Linked DNA regions of Homo sapiens: region 1 is linked to region 2. Evidence: chromatin contacts called from ENCODE Hi-C or POLR2A ChIA-PET data. All regions are on one chromosome and are shown on one strand. The core of a region is the stretch at or near the end of the contact, and the rest is flanking DNA. Distances in the headings are between cores, read along the strand shown. Region 1 overlaps FYN (FYN proto-oncogene, Src family tyrosine kinase). Region 2 has its middle 57 kb from the start of CCN6.

The links. Hi-C counts contacts between places; a loop is a spot of excess contacts on that map. ChIA-PET counts read pairs that join two places held with the same protein, here RNA polymerase II (POLR2A). Pooled maps may share reads with other maps.
Region 1: a map of GM12878 shows a loop between it and region 2 (4-fold over the local background). The contact joins two enhancer-like sites. A Hi-C loop is called at or near these places in 4 of 168 maps with a recorded cell type or tissue (GM12878, naive thymus-derived CD4-positive, alpha-beta T cell and natural killer cell), 8 of 37 single-sample maps with no recorded cell type and 12 of 50 pooled maps. POLR2A ChIA-PET finds 5 or more read pairs at or near these places in 8 of 52 experiments (CD4-positive, alpha-beta T cell, CD4-positive, alpha-beta memory T cell, activated CD4-positive, alpha-beta T cell and 4 more).

Annotation. Positions count from the first base shown.
Region 1 is chr6:111,841,758-111,845,621 of GRCh38, forward strand. All of the region lies in intron 2 of FYN (FYN proto-oncogene, Src family tyrosine kinase), which reads right to left. Among named protein-coding and RNA genes, the nearest start is that of FYN, 30 kb to the right of the region's middle. RefSeq lists an enhancer at 1,144-1,253. Within about 2 kb of position 2,079, at least 10 of the 41 ENCODE cell types and tissues checked have a DNase peak (open chromatin) inside an H3K27ac peak, as active enhancers do.
Region 2 is chr6:111,995,614-111,999,485 of GRCh38, forward strand. No RefSeq gene overlaps it. Among named protein-coding and RNA genes, the nearest start is that of CCN6, 57 kb to the right of the region's middle. Within about 2 kb of position 1,663, at least 5 of the 41 ENCODE cell types and tissues checked have a DNase peak (open chromatin) inside an H3K27ac peak, as active enhancers do.

The sequences.
Region 1 (3,864 bases), core at 829-3,328, 150 kb before region 2:
TAGAATGTCTAGGAAGAGGGATTTTTTTTTTTTTTTGGAAATTCAAATTGGCAGAGGGTAGGTATATTTTTCTTCTTAGACAGCACCGCTTAGTTTTACAATCCAGGGATTTACATAAAAGAAAGCTGGTCAGTTATTACGCATGATACATAACAACTATTTTTGGGCCAAGACTAACAATGATTGCCTTTGAGTCTAAAACAGAATTCTAAGCATGTCCCTTCCTCCTAAACACACACACACACACACACACACCCATGCATGCATTCTTGCTCTTTCTCTCCCTGCCCGCAAGTCAAAGCCACTTCCTTTTCCTGGTCCCCAGTCGCCAGAAAAGTGGGTTGTGTGAAACGTGACCCTTACTCAGTTATACACTGAGGCTGGGTCACTCCGTTGCCTGATCACCAGCAGAATGGGTCAATCTGTGTGTGAGGTTGAGAAAGGTAAATGAAGAATGTAGGCCACTTTGGCCTCCTATAGTTTCTGAGGCTGGCAGCCTGTAGTACATGTATCAGGGAGGGCCTGAGGAACAATTCCCGTCTGCACATAGGAACTGCCCTGTCCAGTGTCCATGGGTTCAGAGGCACCAGAAGCACCTGAGTCCTGCCCCTGCAACCCGCCCATGCCCACTCAGGAAGCAATGGCTCCCACAAATGGCAGGGAGTTGTGCTTATGCTATTCTTCCCTTCCTCTTCTTCACTCTCTCCCTCACCTCCCTTAAGCAACCAGTACACGCATTTGCGCGGTACACCCCAAAGCCAATGTCCCCCTATTCACACTGGAGACACATCCTCATGTCACCCCAGCAACCAGCACTGTGAGGCCTTTGGATACCCCATGTAAACACTGCTGGCCTCTGACCCCGGAAATCTTATTCTTCCCACAAAAGAAAAAACTTGTATGAATTAATTTTCCCACCTCTTAACCAGCTGCATAGAAATCATGCGGACATGGCTTTAAAGCTGGATTCCTGATGCGGCCTCAAATTTCTAACCCTCGATTACTTAGAATTAGATTTTCCCCCCACAAGACAATTATCCCCACACTAAGAATCTAGGAGGTTTTTTATCATTTCTCTTGGGACTTATTAAAACCAAAGAAACACTGAAAAATGGAGCAACTTCCATGTACATTCTACATTAACAGACCAACACATTTCAAAGAACTCACTCACTCAGAGGAAAAGTAAACAATTCTAAGGCAGGAGGTAATTTTTCTTTTTACTTTTCTTTTTGAATGACAATTTTTGTTTCGGAAGGCCTCTGTGTCTATCAAATAGGCAGTAGTGTTTGTGGCCATATTTGTGGCCTGAACGCAGCTGTCTAAACCCTGCAAACAGTTGGAATGACACTGCAGGAATTCTCGGTCTCACTGAAACTGCAGAAATGGCAGGGGCCTCTCTCATGGCAGGCACTGAAATACCTTTAATCACACCAGACAAAGGCCATCCAGGATGCACGGAAACCAAACCTCTCTCCTCAGCCCTTTGAGAGTAGTTGAAGTGGATATTATTTTAATCAAATCCTTTTAAATCACTAAATAGGATGACTCCATTTAATTAGCTTTTTACACAAAAAGCACATTTTTGTTCTGATACAACTTGATTACATATTTTTCAATTTTTAAATGGGTATGGGTTTCACTTTTTAAAAATACACTTTATACACTTAAAGCAATGATATCTGGAACTGTAACCCTCAAGAATTCTAAAAGATTCTGTGGAAAAGAAAATATTTGCTTTAATGTTTCCCTTGTGCACTACTGCGTCCCCCTCTTTTATCTTTGAACTCTCTTTGCTTGCCCAGATTAGTTCAATTTTAAGAATGATCTGTTCATTTGTCTGCTTGAAACTTTGTACTTTTGGGGAGCAAGTCAAGGAATGATGGTCTTATCGCCACATAATGCTATTAACAAGCATGGTTTCCACTCATTCATGCCTGCTCAATTTTTTAAGAGGGCCTACTATGAGTTAGGCACTAGGCTTGGCACAGATAAGGATTCTGAGCTGATAAAGCCTGCAGTTCCACAGTGAACACTGCTGTCAGACAGTCACTGCACAGATAACTATGCAACCACAATGACAGCTTTGAAGCGGCCGTGGCGATAGGGCAACCCCATCCAGCCTGGGCCTTTAGGGGAGTGTCAAGGAAGAGCTCTCTAAAAAGTAACAAATGCCGCTTTCTTAGAACTTACGAAACTTAAAAAAAAATAAGGCACACAAACATATTGTCTCAAATATTATATAAACTCCAAAGTAAGGTGGGGTATGGGAAGGGGAAAGCTCTGAGCCCAGACAGATCTGAGTAGAATCCTTACTATAACTACAGCACCTTGAGCCTCTCATAGCTCCCTCACAGGACTGCTGTCACAGTGAAGTGTAACATAGATGATATAAAGCACTCTGCATAGCAGAAGTTCAATAAACCATAGATATTAATTAATACAGAATTTATGCTAACTTGTCTTTGAGCTTTAGCATGTCAAAATAAAGCTAATTTTCCACTTCTGTCTTTACAAAAACGTTCAACTAAAAGAGGAAACTTAAAAATCCACATGAAGAACAAACACTGTAACTTTGGCAATTTTTCTCCACTGGAGTTGGCCAACAGGTATCATTTACTTATACAACAGATGCACATCCTATATTAGATTCTTCTGGATAGGTAAACACAGACAAAAAGAAAAGTTGATAGATCCGTGTTCAACAGTGTTCTACCAGCAACAGAAAAAGGTTCTGAAAGTGGAACTTCTAGAATAGAGCTTTTAAAACAGCAAACTCCCCTAAGGCAATGATTGTTTTTCAGGTCATCAACTACTTGACTGAGGAGAGGGTGCAGGCAGAGCCTTTCAGAGGTGCCTCAGACTCACTCCATCCAAGCAGCATTTCTACCCGTTTAGCTTCTCTTAATCTGGATTCCCTGTGCACTTACAGACATCCACACCACGGGTCAGTCACCCGTGTTCACTCTTTTGTTAGACACTCATTGCTCCTTCAGTCCCAATCCATAACTGGTCTTACCTGGCATTCTTTAGACTGGTGGCCAACAGCCCTTTTTCCATTTTAATTCAAGACCCAAGTCAGAAAACAAAAACAAAAACAAAATGTATTTGGTTTGTGTTTTTCAATTTAAAAGCGAGTAATTTTACTTGGTCCTGTGAAAGGGACCACTTTACTGATAAGAAAAATGAAACTTGGGGAGGAGAAATGATTTTTCTAAGGTCTAACAGGAAGTTAACAGCAGAAGTGAAGCAAAATTGAACACATTCCATTCAGTGCCCCCCACACCCCACTAACTGAGCCCTGCTGTTTGCCCGGCATGGGGCCAGGACTGGGAACCCAGATGAATGGACTTCCCCCTCCTGTGGCTGCAGGATTCACTGCCTGAGTTGGACAGGGGAGGGCAAGTCCTGCAGTCTGGGGCAAATGCCAGGCATTTCTTTGGGCTCCAAGGCACAATACTGCCCTGAGGGGGCTCCTGGCACCCATAGGCTCTTGCCTGCTGTGGACCTGGCCTAGTCCAGAAGGGTCACAGTATACTGACCTCCCATAGGCGACAGTCTTTGCCAATCCCTGGCTTCCACAGCCAAAACCTGAGTGCATGCGGATTCTAAAAAGGCTCCTTCTGCCTTGTCCTAACTAGAGCTGTGTTATTTCCCCAAGTTGCCCTGGTTTGTATGAGCTGAAAAGCCCGTGACTAGCAGTAGATCACAGGCCATCCTGCAGAAGCTAGGTGCCTGCATGGGGTCAAAGGTCAGGAGTTACTCACAATTGTTCTGGAACAATGTTTCAGATAGTATACTTCCCTAACTTAGAGACAAACGAGCTGCATTCAGAATGGCTCTAGTTCAGAAAGAAAAGCCTCT
Region 2 (3,872 bases), core at 413-2,912:
CTGAGTCACCTCCCCAAATTAATGCCATCACATTGGAGGATCAGGTTTCAACATATGAATCTGGGGGAAGCACAAACATTCAGAACATAGCAGTATATTTTACCACAATATTAAAAAGGTGGGCTGGGCACAGTGGGTCACGCCGGTAATCCCAGCACTTTGGGAGGCTGGGGCAGGTGGATCACCTGAGGTCGGCAATTCAAGACCAGCCTGGGCAACATGGTGAAACACCCCTCTATTAAAAATACAAAAGTTAGGCCAGGCACGGTGGTGGGTGCCTGTAATCCCAGCTACTTGGGAGGCTGAGGTTGTACCTCCCAGGTTGAATCTGGGAGGCAAAGTTTGCACCTGGGAGGCAAAGGTTGCAGTGAGCTGAGATCGCACCACTGCCCTCCACCCTGGGCAAGAGAGAGAGACTCCTTCTAAATAAATAAATAAATAAATATGTACAGTCAGATTCCTTCCCTCTAAACTACACCTATGCCATGTCCCTCCTGCTATAACACTGTTAGAGGTTCCTTTCCTCTCATCCTACTCAGTGACAGCACCTCCGCCTGGGACCCAAGTGTAGGCTGCCTCTCGTAATAAGTTCTCGGCTGCTTTCATGTAATAAGCCTCCTCACAGAAGCCACGGTCGTGGCTGCATCCTGGCCCCTGCTAGGCTGTTGCAGCCTCTGCTCTCTTCCCATGTCGGGGGTTGTCAAAGCCACACTCTTTACCAATAAACCTTTTTTAGTTGACACCAGTGCTCTGGACCCTATCTTTTGGGAATTTTTCTAAGCCTTGCCGTCAGTGCCACAATCTTAATGTTGAATGAGACACTGCTTTGCACCGGTGTCTGCGTGTATGATGTCACTGCATCACCACTGCAATTCTACTTTGGGTCTAGAGTCAAGGGCAGAAGTGGAAATGCAGCAAACAATAAATACTTCGTGACTTGCCTCAAAATGATAATACCGCCGACTTTTATTTCAGCTCTGGCTTCCAGCTCGCCTTTGGGATTGGTCTGTGCTGAAAGCAATTTCCAAAGTTAGGACCAAAGAAGGAGCAGATGAATATAATTAGGAGAGGAAGAATAGGAGTCAGCCAAGCAGAGATCTGGTTCATTAATAATGGCCTTCGATTAGAATACTGCTTTTTGGGTGGCGTCTTTAGGATTCTCAGCATCAAGAGAGGCTGTAATTGCTTACAATGTTATCGGCCCTGTTGTCTTGTCATTTTATTTCTTAGCTGTTTTATATTCTGGGCGTAGAACCAGCTGGGAAGGATACAAGCCCAGTGGTGTCAGTGATAGCGGCTAACTGCAGGTATGGTCCATATTTAAGCCTGGGCTTTTATTCAAGTCCTTCATATTGTACACTCCTCAAACTGCTTAATGGAAGTGGGGGAAGAAGTGATATGGTTGGGGGGTCAGACAGGGAGGGGAAGGGAAGTGTTGAAACGTCATAAATTATGCAGTACTTAAAAAAATTCAAATTAATTTGAAGCACCTTTAATTATCTGCTTTATCCTCGTTTTATACTTTTGTCTGTGAAATAAAAAGCAACGTCCTCGCAGGCCGATGCGCTGTACCTGAACCGGGTGTGGCCAAACTGATCTTCCTGCCACCAAAGCCTGCAGGCTGTTCCCACTGCAGTGAAGACGTGCGGCGGTGAGCCTGCCTCTCCTGCCTGCGTTGGGAGGTGAGGTTCGGATGTGATCAACAGCGACCTCTAGCGTGAGCCTGAGACTTTGCATTTGGTTAAGCGTACAGAAGGAAAATAGCAGACATGGGAATTCTGATCAAATTTCCAACGAACAAAGGCGAGGTAACAAAAAACATTTCTCATTGTTTCCCCTGGTAGAGAAGCCCAGGACTGACAGCTGAGGATTTCACTTCATTGGTACCACTTACTCCCATCAGTGCTGGAGATGCTATTCCAAACATTGCCTTATTTCTTTTCCCTCAAACGGATCATTGGGATTGGTTTTAAAAAGCCCTTTCACTTGCCTTTAGGATTTCAACCAGAGAGTTCCCATAGGAAAGCATCAACTCTTTTACTGCAGGGTGTGTGTGTGTGTGTGTGTGTGTGGTTGAAATAGCGGACAGGAGAGTAGGAGAGAAGAGCAATGTCTCCGGGCGCTGTGAGGAGGTCAGGGGTTCCCGCTCACCCTTCTTCACTGACAGCCGCTCCCTAGAGGTGGCCAGCTCTCCATTTCTACCTGAGGCTGTCGACTATTGAAGATTTCCTTCCCCTGACCTTGGTGCGTTCACAGAGCAGCAATCAGCTCCAGGGGGTTCTTGCCCTCGCCCCTGCTTTCTGCTTCCGTCTTCTGCCCCTCCCACTCTTCTGAAGCCAGGTTCTGAGTCTCCAGGGTGATGTGCAGGCCAAGTGTGTGCACAGGCTGATGGCGCTCATTCCCAGCGAAGAATGGGGCCAGAGGATGACTTCCAAACTCTGTCAGGAGCCAGGAGCAGATTCTTTAGAGAAAGGCTAACATCGCAGTTCATGGCCCATGACTTTGCTGTTGGGGATGGGAATTTGTGGGATGTGTTTTGCAAGGGGTTTGGGGGGTTAGGGAATGAGGGAATATATTTTCCTGTAACTTCAACCAATTGAAGGCAGATAGATTTGCAGTACATATTTGCTGTAATAACTGGGTTTGGCCTGCCGTTGCCTTTTAACCAAGCTTCAACATAGAAATGCTCCATGTTTTGCTGTTGTGTTTTAAGCTATGAGCACATAATGGTGCTTGGGGCTTTCTCAATTTCACCTGTGCTTCCTCCTCCCAGTAGTATTAGATCAAGGACCCAAGCATTTGCTTAAAGGGCCTTAACTCTCAGGGCCTAATCCACGTGCCCTATCAATACACAAACTTACAGAGACATTTTCAGAGTTATGAAAATGTACACATCAGAAGCAAGAAGTATATTACATGTGAATACCCTTTATACAATTTCTATTAGACTTGTCCTAGTTTCTTTTAGCAACAACCATTGTCCCCACAAAGATTCTCTTCTTGACCAAACTAGCAGACTCCCCTGAGCCCTCTTCTCTACTGGGGCTCGACCTTGATCTATAAACACTTGAACAAACACTAACAAAGTATCAAAAAACTCAAAGCTGCACCCCTCAGATGACCCTAGCCCCCATAAAGCACCTGCCTGAGAGAACTCAAGGCTACTAAAAGAATTTACTGTTTGTTCCTGCCAACACCTAAAGACAGGGTCCCAGTCACCCAATCTCTGTAGTAGGGTAGGAATCTAATTTCAATAAGTGCCAATTAGCAAATCCAGGTGGGTTTCACGTGGATCAACACCTCCTTCTCACTTTTTGTAATTTTTCACTTCTCTGACTCTACTGAGCCTCTACTCCCTCAATCCCATTTTGAAATATCCAGCCACATCTGCAAATCAAGGATGAGTTCAGTTCACACTGGACTCTTTTCTCTATTGCAATTGTTATTAATGTTTAAAATAGGCCCTTTCCACTTTAGTGTCCAGTTTTGTCTCCCTTTGATAGTCCATTTAAAAATGGTCCACAATGGTTGAACACATATTGAGCACCGTTTACTACAATCAGTGCTGAAGAAGCAGAGAAGAATCAGACAGTGTCCAAAGTAGTCCTCAAGGATCCAGCCATAAACTCACCATTAAAAAAAAAAACCCGTAAATACCAACGTGGTTCCCATATAGGGCCCCTGAGCATAGAAAATCACAAAGACCTAATCCCTCATCCATGTGTGAAAGCCAATAAGTTACAGAGAGCACTGCAGGAGCCGCCCTTAGAGTTGACCATCAAAAGCCAGAGATTCACACTATATCCAGCCATGGAAACCATAGGAAGCTAACATGCTGTCCCTTGCCTGGAACACATGTTCTCCAGATATTT